Regions from separate parts of the Mus musculus genome. Here region 1 is linked to region 2. A link is a contact called in ENCODE Hi-C data. All regions are on one chromosome and are shown on one strand. The core of a region is the stretch at or near the end of the contact, and the rest is flanking DNA. Distances in the headings are between cores, read along the strand shown. Region 1 holds the start of Klre1 (killer cell lectin-like receptor family E member 1). Region 2 holds the start of Magohb (mago homolog B, exon junction complex core component).

Evidence for each region. A loop is a pair of places that touch in the nucleus more often than their neighbours do.
Region 1: a loop to region 2 is called in a map of heart, with 5 times the contacts of the local background. The contact joins the promoter of Klre1 here to the promoter of Magohb in region 2. A Hi-C loop is called at or near these places in 5 of 37 maps with a recorded cell type or tissue (heart, left cerebral cortex and v-Abl transformed pro-B cells).

What each region holds. Positions count from the first base shown.
Region 1 is chr6:129,575,738-129,581,494 of GRCm38, reverse strand. Klre1 (killer cell lectin-like receptor family E member 1) reads right to left here and starts at 3,209. Exons shown (of 7, transcript NM_153590.3): 1 at 3,130-3,209; 2 at 1,378-1,577. The coding sequence starts at 1,558.
Region 2 is chr6:131,290,526-131,296,165 of GRCm38, reverse strand. Magohb (mago homolog B, exon junction complex core component) reads left to right here and starts at 2,922. Exons shown (of 5, transcript NM_025564.2): 1 at 2,922-3,094. The coding sequence starts at 3,001.

The DNA of each region.
Region 1 (5,757 bases), core at 1,960-4,459, 1.7 Mb after region 2:
CATGTGTGGTGGAGGAACTAAGAGAATACAATTTGAAACATAAATGAGAAAAGACTGATTTAGCTCTGAATTTTTCTCTGTACAGGTGATTGCATTCTAAACTAGGAAGCCAAATGAACCGCTTTTACTAGTCCTTTTCCCTTCCATACTTCCCGACTCTTTTCTTTAACCCAGAAAGCACGTGTCAAGGTTTATACTGTGTCGTCCAAGGAGGAGACTTACTAATGAAGCTGAGAACAAGGGTTGGCCACACTGCCAACACTTTCTAGTGCATCTACCTGGCTAGCACTGGTCAGCTGATGGACTCTACCTTCTCTCTGCTGGCAAACAGACTGGGAGGGAGTCACATCCACAATAGACTCAAACTTCACCTGGGTGCTCAGTGCCACACAGCAGTCTGCTTCCTCTCGGCCAGCGTTTCTCATCTACTTGGCTTTTCTTTCCTTTTGCCTTGCCGCTAATATTCTCTTCCAAACATTCACCACTGAATGGACACAATCTCAAGATCGACATGCTCTAAGTAAACATTCTATGGAAGCCTATGCTTCATTGAAATGGGATTTTTGGGGGGTGAGTTTTCAGACTACTAGCATTACTGTGAGAAACTTAATTCATGCTTTACTCACTCCACTTTAGCAGTATTCCTCACTGTATTTTAAAAAAACAAGGTAAGTCTGAAGATGAAGGTGGCATTCTGGTCCCTAGAGCTTTGCCACTCAAGCTCAGATTTTCTCTTCCTTTCTTCCTTCTTTCCTTCCTTCCTTCCTTCCTTTCTTCTTTGCTTCCTTCCTTACTTAGCAATCTGTAAATTGTCATCTGCCAATTCCTAATTTCCCTTTCTCTATCTAAGATGCTTGGATCTTCCAGACATTTAAGGCAAGCCTTAAATGATAACCAGAGGAACATCCCAGAAATAAGCCATAACTACATTAGCTGCATGAAACCTTCACAAAGAATTGATTTTATCTTTGCTTATATCCAACTTGTTTTGAAGTCCAAGTCTGAAGGAAATACATTTATTTTTTGCTTGTTTCAGGGTATTATGAGAGTAAAGTTTCAGCTTCTCCTGCACGCAATAACCTGGTCAGAAACCCATCAGACCAACCAAATTCATAATGCCCCAGAACAGGATTCCAAGACCCACTGCCCTGGGCAGCTATATCCAGTAATTTTTTCATATTTTAACTTCTATAATCCTGTAGCCAGGGAGTTCAGTTCTATCCTTTTTCACTTCTTAAAAGTTTATTTTTTTCCATTCAAGGCTAAAGCAAATATCTCTTTAACAGCAAGCAATGTATATCCCTAGTATCTAACAAAACTTGACCTTAACCTGAATTTTCAACAATCTCCCTGTGTTTATTGAATACAATATTATACCTTTACCACTGATGTCTTCTGCTGTGTTTTTGTGCTTCTTAAGATGTTTCTGGTATTTTTTCCTCTGCTCAATGGATGACAATTCATTTGAATTAAGTGTATTCTTAATCTTGTTCTTTGCTTTACTCTTCTGCTGGGAATTCACATTTAGGGTAGAACGGGTTACAGGTGCTTCATCCATCTTTATAAAGACAAAAATGCTGTGAGGAAAGGAAAGGAAATATCGGCATAGCATAATCTGGGGAAATGTACTTTAGTAAAAATGAGTAAAATAACAATTCTAAAAGCTTTTGCGTTGAGGAATAGACATGACCATATGCTTTTATGAGGTATGCTTTCAACTTTGAAGCCTAAAATATATGAAAACATAATACCAGAAACTTAGAGGTAAATTAAGTAAACTAACTTTATTTAGTTAATTCTTTTCTTAAAACAGTGAGGTACTTAGGCTCCAATCCAGCACCTTGTGCATGCTACATAAGTGCTTTATAAGTGGGCTAAATTTCCAGTGTTGTTTGTTTGTTTGTTTGTTTGTTTGTTTGTTTGTTTGTTTTGACAGATTCTCACTACACTACTGACAGGTCTTGAACTTCTAATTCTCCTGGCCAAATTAGTTCTTAAATAAATGTGACTAGGCTGATTGTATAGCTTATTAATACAGCATTTGCTTAGCATGTATAAGGTACTAAGTTTATCTCTAGCAACACACACACACACACAAACACATATGCACAAAAAGAGGCAAGGAAAGAAGGAAAGAAGGAAAGAAGGAAGGAAGGAAGTCTTGTCTTTAATATAAACTGAAAAATAGTATTCAAAGATCCAAGAGGCAGAGGCAGGCACATTCCTGAGTTTGAAGTCAGCACCTGATCTACATAGAAACTTCTGGACCAGCCAGGGCTGTATAGTGAAACTCTTTCACAAACCAAAAATAAATAAAAAATAAAAATTAACAAACAAACAAAACTGAAACAAAAACAAAATGAAAAAAAACAATTTTGAAATAATTAATTAAAATACTTTAAAAGATAAAAATAGCTTATAAACATTTTTAAAATCTGTATTGTTATTCAAGTAGTGTGATTTGTCAAATGAATAAACAACAACAACAACAACAAAACCAAGATATATAAAATACTAAAATATATTAAACTCAAAGTGGGAGGAAAATTAATTGTATGCTATTTGCTAATTTTGACCCTCCGTGGCAGAGCTGAGGAAAACTGACCAGAATGCCATCACTTGTTTGTGACTCAGGTTCCAGAGAAGCTTTCCTGTGAAAATTGTTATATCTGAAAGTCACCATACCAAGCTGGAAGTTGTAGTATCGTTACTTTGGTCTGTCATTGATTTCTGTAGATTGGGAATGAGAATCAAATAAAATGAAAGCTTGCTTGCTTGTGTACTCTGGTTGGTGTTTATTTTCAATTAAAATGCCTTAAACAAGGCTGGAGAGATAGCTCAGTAGTTAAGAACACTAGCTACTTTCCCAGTGAACATCCCAGAACACACGTGGTGGCTCACAATCCTCTGTAACTCCCCATCCAGGCTATCCCATGCGCTCTTGTAGTTGCCTGGAGCACCAGGTACACACAGTGTGCACATGCATATATGCAGACATGACACCAATACGCATAAGATAAAGGTATAATAAACAACTTTAAACCATGCCTTGAGGGAGATTTATTCCCCCTAGAACAAATTATATAAGTTATATGTTCCAAACTCTGAACCAGAAATGATCAGACATACCTGAAGCAAAGAGGGAATTCCAGGCACAGATGTTAAAACTTTAATATGTGCTAATCAGCAGGGTCTGGAGCAGGATATGTAAGACTGAACTGGGAACAGGGGAGGAAGCTGCTTGATCACACTTCACAGCCCCATAGCAAAGTCCTCACTAATGCTTTACATTTCCGTTTAGCACCCATAATATGGGTGAGAGCATAGCTTAAAACTCAAGTAAGATCATGTGTCCATCCACTACTCAATACTCATGAGGCTGTGCATTCATTCCCAGGCACAGCAAGTCATGGATCTTGAAAAAAAACAAGCAAACATTGATGTAATCAAATATTCCATTCCCATAAGAACATTTTCACTACAATGTCATATATGACTCTCTGGAACCACAGCTTAAACACAATCGAGTCAGAATGGCATGAGAATGATGTGTGTGTGTGCCTCTGTGTGTGTGTGTGTGTGTGTGTGTGTGTGTGTGTGTGTGCGCGCGCGCGCGCGTGAGTGTGTGTGCTATTGTGTGAATATGGATGGGTGTGGTCACCCTTAACTTTCATTTGAACTTAACTAAATTTTATTTTAGACAGTTTTCTTCCAGACTATTACTGGCTGACCTGCATGTTTTTCAAAGTATTACCTTTGAAGACTGTAGTACATTCTGAGATATAAATCTTCAGCCTGTTCCCAGACTTATGCCCTAGGAATGCCTCTGTCAAAGACTCAGGTAAAGACATTCCTTAAGAATACTAATACAGTCTTTAAGAAAGAAAGTGTAAACGCCCAGCTCAGCTTCAGAAAGCACAGACTGGGACAACAAACATCTGAGCCATTGGCTGACCTCTCTGTAAAGCCTTCATGGATTTTCCCATTAGCTCATGTTATCTCTCTCTTTTGTTTCTGCTTTTTGCTTCAGAATTGAACTCCATTACTTTCCCCTACTTCTATCATCTTGAATAAGTTGTTTGCCTATTGAATTCTTCCTAGTGGATTTCTCTTTGACTACGTATACATATGCAGAAGTTCTGTCTCATGTTTTGCATCTTTTTTTTGTAAAATTGAAAGTTAAGTAACTAAAAAGATGGGAAACAAAATTACTGTTACTCTCCCCAGGCCAGACTTTCAGAATCACTAAGTGTCTTAAACATTCTAGTAATGAGAAGTCCGGAAAGAAAACAAACAGAGTGGAGGAGATTCTGTGAATTTGCAGCCCCAAAACTGCCACCAGTGGGAAGCATGCTTAAGAGTGGGAGGGTAAGAAAGACTCTGGCCATGAGTCCCCTGAACCAGTCTGTGGAGTCTTATATCCTCCAACTATTCTCATCCTGGGTCTCTTTTCGTATCCCTGATAGTCCCCCTTCACTCAGAGGCCTGGGAAATGGCTCAATTCTCCTAGCTGTGCAGTTTGAGGAGTCTGCCTCACAGTCCTGGGGCCTCTACTATTTATGTGCAGCTGAGATGTCTGGATTCTGGACTTGACAGCAATAAAGAATGTCAAGATGAGCCAAACTGACACAAACTTGGCCTGGTTGTTGATCAGGAGATACAATTTGAATTGTATCAGAGAGAAGTGACCCTCAGGGCCATCAACCTTGGAAAGAGATTTAGGGATTTTGGAATTACAGTATTTAGAGGGAAGAAAGAAAACATTGCAACTCTTTGAAGTATAAATGAAATCACTGGGTCATTTATGAGCACACTAGACAGGCTTACACACAAGAAAGGAATTTTTTAAGAACAAAAGCATGAATGGATAAAGGGATGGATGGATGGGTGGATAGATAGATAGATAGATAAATAAATAAATAAATAAATAAATAAATAAATAAATAAATAAATAAATAAATAAAATTTACATAGATCATATACATACAAACAAAATGCCGCAACATATTCTACCTGGGCATACTTAACTACCCATCTTAGCAATTATATGTGTGATCTTTTTAGGCAGTATAATCTCTAGAAATTTTGACTCAGCTAGCAAGAAAAAGGTCCAGGAAATGGGGCATAAGGGACTTGTGCCTTTCTAAAACTCCTTTAAATATTTCCTCCTTTCGTTTTTGTTTTTCATTCTTTGACTGTTATTTTATTTAAAATAGCACTCTCCAATTTTGTATATTTTCCCAAAAATGACATGATTTTACTTGTCTTTATAGCTAGGTAATATTCCTCTGTGTGTGTGTGTGTGTGTGTGTCTGTGTGTCTGTGTGTGTGTCTGTGTGTCTGTGTCTGTGTCCATGAGCAATACATTTATATATTCTTTTTTCCATCCATAGATACATAGGCTGATAACTCAAGAATGATAGTTCCATCATAGTATGGGTGTGTAGAAACTACTACTTGAGTTTTGAAGACACAAAGCTGGATCTGCAACATTTCATCCTCTGCAAAATCTAATCTAGTCAGGCAAGATTCTTTCCAGGAACTTTCATGTGCATATTTGTCATTGGATGACATTATGAAAGTCTTTCACTCTCTAAGCTCTCTTCTCATTCGGGTAATGTTCTTCCCCTCATCTGTGCAGAGGATTTTGATTTCCTTTGTCAATTCTAGCCATGATTTCCCACACTGTTAGGGTTCTACAGATGGCTATTGCCTGTGTTTTTTTTCTTGAAGACTATCTTGCTTTCATTTCCATTT
Region 2 (5,640 bases), core at 1,673-4,172:
TTAAGAGTTCCACAAAATTAGTTTCCCCTGTCTCACTAGCCACATTTAAGAACTCAGTAAACAAAACACCTGCCCACATCCCCGGGGTCTACCATCTCAAAAGGTCCCATTTTGATACAATCTTGATTACAAGATGGAGAGTTAGGTAAGTAGTTTTCTATTTTATCTAAAAAACATGTAAGTTCCAGAGGACAAGTCTGAACTCATAGGAAATGGTAGGGGACCAGAGCATAATGGGCCAACTTAAGGAAGCTGCATATGTAGCAGAGGATGGCCTAGTCGGCCATCAATGGGAGGAGAGGCCCTTGGTCATGGGAAGATTCTATGCCCCAGTATAGGGGAATGCCAGGGCCAGGAAGCAGTAGTAGGTGAGTTGGGGAGCAGGGGATAGGGGATTTTCAGAGAGGAAACTAGGAAATGGGATAACATTTGAAATGTAAATAAAGAAAATATCTAATAAAAAAGAGAAAGTCTTAACACTGTGTGTATTTTACACTGCGTTTAAGTAGGCTTAAATCCTGACATCTATAGTTCTACTTAGGTAAATAGGAACATGAACTTGATACATGTGTGAAAATTTTAAAGGAAATGCACAGAGAGCCATCCTAAGGCCACTGAACAAGCCTTTCTGTATAATTCAGTGAAAGGGATTTTAGCTGATATTTCCACAGAGGCTATAAAAACACATTGCTTAAGTTTCTGTGAATTATTCTTGTAATAAATCAGGTCCTTCTCAGTTTTAAAACTGAAAGTTTTCCATCCCTTACTTCCCAAAAATCCTTCTCAAATCTGGACAAATTGAAAGGGTTGGGCATCCTGATGGTAAGGTTGATTTACATCTCTAATATATTTTCCTAAATAGCGGCCTACCACCCCACTACAGGAGTGAGCAAATTTAACAATTACATAACTATTAAGAAGGCCAAAGAGAACCTGCCCCAACTTGCTTTGACAGTTACTCCACTTTCTCAAACCCCAATAAGTCTAGCAACTTATTGATTTCAGGTGTAGATATTGTGGGGTTTTTTTTCTTTCCCCAAATACAAACATTCACACCACCCAGCTTTACTTTAAGGCACTGAAATGCTTGTCTATACTGCCAAGACATTCACAGAATATGGTCACCAAAAAAGTCAATTCAAATAGCACCTTTTATATGTCTTCTTTAATACCACCCTTGTTTGTAAACTTCTAACTCCACCCCCCAATAAAACTACTTGCCCTTTTCATACAGAGCTGTTCTATTGCATGCATTCTTTACTATACCAGTTACTTCCCTTTGCTGGTGTTTGCCTTATATGTTTGCTTTCTTTTTATTCTGAAGGTGTAAATGTTGTGATTGCTTTATTACTAACTTCCATCTGCTCTGGCACATAGAAAAAGGCTTGTTAAAACTCGTGTTGCATAGATTTCAAAGCATATCATATACATGTTGTTTAATTTTCTCAGGTCTGTGTTTGGCAGTTGATCACTGTGTATCTAGTTAGTTAATGATCAAACAGGTTGAGAGATAATGACTTGTCCAAGGTTACGTGGGACCAGTACTGAGACTGGACTCTTTTTCTTAGGATTGTGACAGAAGGCCATCAGTCACCGATAGGATTACTCAGTGGTGCTAAAAGAAAGGTGATCAGGAATTGGAACGAGGGAACTGGGTGCAGTTCACTGTCATTTTGTGCTCTTCAAGACTACACTTGGATGTTCCGTATTTTTCCAACTCAAACTGTTGAGAACTGTGACCTAGCCCTGCAAATATATAGGGTACTAACCATTAACCCTTAGTGACTCATGAGTTGTAGTATACTATGAAAAACTCTTCTATGATGACTATCTGGACTTTTCAGTTTCATGTGCTATTTAAACATCAAACTCCCACCAGACAGATTCATTTTACTCTGTGTCTCCGTCTGGGCTGTTAGCTACTGGAAATTTTGAAGTATTACCAAAAGGGACTCTGGTAGATTGTGTTCTGGTTGCCACCGGAATGTATCTTTTCTCAGTTCACCAGTTTCAGGAAGTAGAGTCACACCCCACTTTACAATGTGCTTCGAGATCAGAGATACCCACAATAAGTACAGCTTGTAAACCTTAGTTCAAAACTCAGAAAAAGACACACCTATAGCATAGGGCAACTCGAAAGTAAAAGTGGTTTTACATCTGTTCCTTCCAAGCCCATTTAAACAAACGAGAAGAAAACAAAGAAACAAAATCCCTAGCTATTTCTTTGCTAAGATAAAATATACAGGAAAACGGACAAATCTGGCAATTATTATAGTGAGGTAATGATGAAGTATTAAGACAAATCTTGTATAGAATTTTAGCTTTTGTATGAGTGTATTTATGTGCTAGTGAGTGTAGGTTATTAAACCAGAGAGGATACTGAGTGTAGGTTAAAGAAATAGAGTGGGAAGTGTAACAGGATACATTTAACAAGAAAGTGCAGCGGGAATAATTTGGGCCCAAGGGTTGGGGGCAGTAGATGAGGAAGAGGTGGAGTGTGGCTCAACCAAAATATAGAATGCCAAAATGAAATCCGGGACTTTGTATCCACCAACGCGCTCATGCAAGCCACCCTTATTAAACTCGGTGAGCCTCCCCTCAACCCAGACAAAAACAAGGCGTAAACGTACAGGAGGGCTTATTGGTAAGACTGGTTCAGCGGAGAAGGGATGAGAGAAGATAACATGGTGGGAGCGACTAAAATTCATCATGTACGTGTATAACATCGTCACAGAGTTAAAACGTAAAAATCGAAGACATGAAAATCTTTTCCAAAAAAAGAAAAAAAAAAAAAAAAAAGCGCTCGAGATCGTGGTGGCTCCAATGCGAACCTTCAGTTCTCTTGGGGGTCTCTTGCTTCCTCTTCAGTTTTCCGGGATTTCGTTCCCTACCGGAGTAAACGCGCCCTTGGTGACGCGCTTTGCCTGCGCCCGTGACGTCACTACCTCGCGCCGGCGGCACGTTGGCCCCGCGGTATAGCGGGCTTTACCGAGGGTAAAAATGTCTATGGGTAGTGATTTCTACCTTCGCTACTACGTCGGGCATAAGGGCAAGTTTGGGCACGAGTTTTTGGAGTTCGAGTTTCGGCCGGACGGTGAGCGGCGGAGGGGCTGCGAGGGAGGGCGAGCCGCCCAGGGAGCGGGTTTCAGCGTGTGTGTGTGTGTGTGTGTGTGTGTGTGTGTGTGTGTGTGTGTGTGTGTGTTTCCTTTCTTCTTTATTTCAATTTACTTGTTTAGTTTTGAGAAAGGGCCTTGTTGTGTAGTCCAAGCCGCCCTCGAACTCACGATCCTCCTGCTTCAGCCTCTGGGATGCTGGGATGACAGGCGTGTCACCATGCCCCAGACTCCCAGAAGGGCTTGAAGGGTTTCATTCCAACATTGGAAGACTTTGCTTTTGTAGCAGGCTTGTGCTGTATTTGTGAGAGCAGACATGGGTTATGTTTGTGAGAGGGAAAAAAATGCTGTAAAGTAATTCAGAAAAGCGAATTCTGCCACTCCTGAAAAGTTGAACATATAGGAATCGGAAACTTAGAGCAGAGAACCTGTGCTCCGGGAGTGTTAACAGAATTATCAAGTGATACTCCAGAGGATGCATGGAATCTTTAGGTGACCTCTTTGGCCTACTCGTTCATTCATGGTATGTGTTAAAGCTGCTTTATAGGGGAGGAGCCCCGTGTCTGAACACAGGAATGTGGTATGTGTCAGGTTTGAAATACAGTTCTTCACTAGTGGATGATGGCCAAAGGTAAGGGAGTCAGTGGAAATGCTCCTAGAAGCTCTTTTTGTGCCACCTCCTAGGCAGTCGGCCAGCCTTGTCTAAATGAGTCTGAAAATCTCCTTCCTAGCCACCAGCTGTCAGAACTCTTTCAAGGGGACAATCAATACAAACTTCATACTTTCAGCAAGAAGCAAATGGCCACAGGGGTAGCCGCTGATGCTCTGGGTGAAGAGGGGAAGTGTTGTGTGGTCCCAGTCACAACCAAGGACTGGGGGAATGACAAACAAGCTTTTCCCACAAAACAAGGCTTCTTGACCCAGAGCAGAGTGTACCTGCTGTTGAGTAAGGGGCATACTTCTATAGACCAAGGAGAGCTGGAGAGAGGAATTGCAGGTCTGTTCTTGATATATTATGAATGCCAATCTGAGTGCTTTCAAATTGGTTATTGTAAAAAAATATTGATACTGCTGGACTGAGCCCCTGTCCCTCTGTTTTTGGTCCCAACAAGCTAGCAGAATCTTAAAGCATTTTAGTAACTCTAAAGAAGACGATGTCTGCTAATGAACTATTGAAAAGCCCTGCAACAGTGGCTGTAAGAAATCCAGGAGGAAAGCACCCAAGGTTCAGCATCTACTTACGTCACTTGTCCTTCAACAACACCATCTCCAATGTATTGTTCTCAAGAAGCAACACACTAAGAAAAACAAGGTAGCTACAGAATAAGCTTAACTTTTGGCCTAGAGAATGAAGCTTAAAAAAAAAAAATACCAGGAACAGATTTCCAAGAGACATAGACTGTCCTCAATGAGAGCTTCTACTTTTAAGTCTGAGTCCAGTAAACAGTAAGTGTTTAAGACAAAGAAGTAAATGATCAGACCTTGAAAAACAAAACAAAAAAAGTTTTCCCTGAGTCTTTTTATTGGGGTGGGGGTGGGGGGTTGAGACAGGGTTTCTCTGCAGCCCTGGCTGTCCTGGAACTCACTCTGTAGACCAGGCTGGCCTCGAACTCAGAAATCTGCCTGCCTCGGCCTCCCGAGTGCTGGGATTAAAGGCGTGTGCTACCACGCCCAGCTTCCCTGAGTCTTTAATCCTAGTACTCTGGGGGCAGATGGAGTTTCAGAAAAGCCAGAGCTACACAGTCAAACCCTGTCCCCTCACAAAGTTCCCCATGCAAAAAAGAATCTGCCCCTAGAAGATGAGACACTTGATTGAGATAAAACTGAGAAACCTTCTTGGTTTCTGGGTGAGAGAAAAACCAGAGGAGAGCAGAATGATCAGGGGTTTGTTGGAGCCTCTCCCTGTGTAGTGTAAGGCAATTCTGTCTTGGGACAGCTCTGCCTACCTGCACCAAGAATTTTTATTTTTGAATGTTCATTATGTAGTGGGCAGTATATAAATGTCAAAGCTGAAGGTACTTGGGAGACAAACATTTAACCTACTATAGGACAGTATGGGTTTTACTTAAGTGCTTTATGCATGACTTGCACGAGGTTCTTTGATAGGTAAGGAGAGGATCATGGATTCCAAAAGTTTCAAGCATTTAGGAAGAAGTCAGCATAGCAGTCAGTGTTCCTGCTGTTATTTAGAACTTAATAACTTCACCCTTGTTTCCCAAATTTTGTTGTTGTGGCAGTGGTCTTCTAGTTTTCTCTTTTCTTTTCTTTTCTTTTCTTTTCTTTTCTTTTCTTTTCTTTTCTTTTCTTTCTTTCTTTCTTTCTTTCTTTCTTTTTTTTTTTTTAAGATTTATTTATTTGTTATATATACAGCATTCCACTGGCATGTATACCTGCAGGCCAGAAGAGGGCACTAGATCTCGTTATGGATGGCCATGAGCCACCGTGTGGTTGCTGGGCATTGAATGCAGGATCTCTGGAAGAGTACTGTTCTCTTGACCTCTGAGCCATCTCTCCAGCCCTAGTTTTA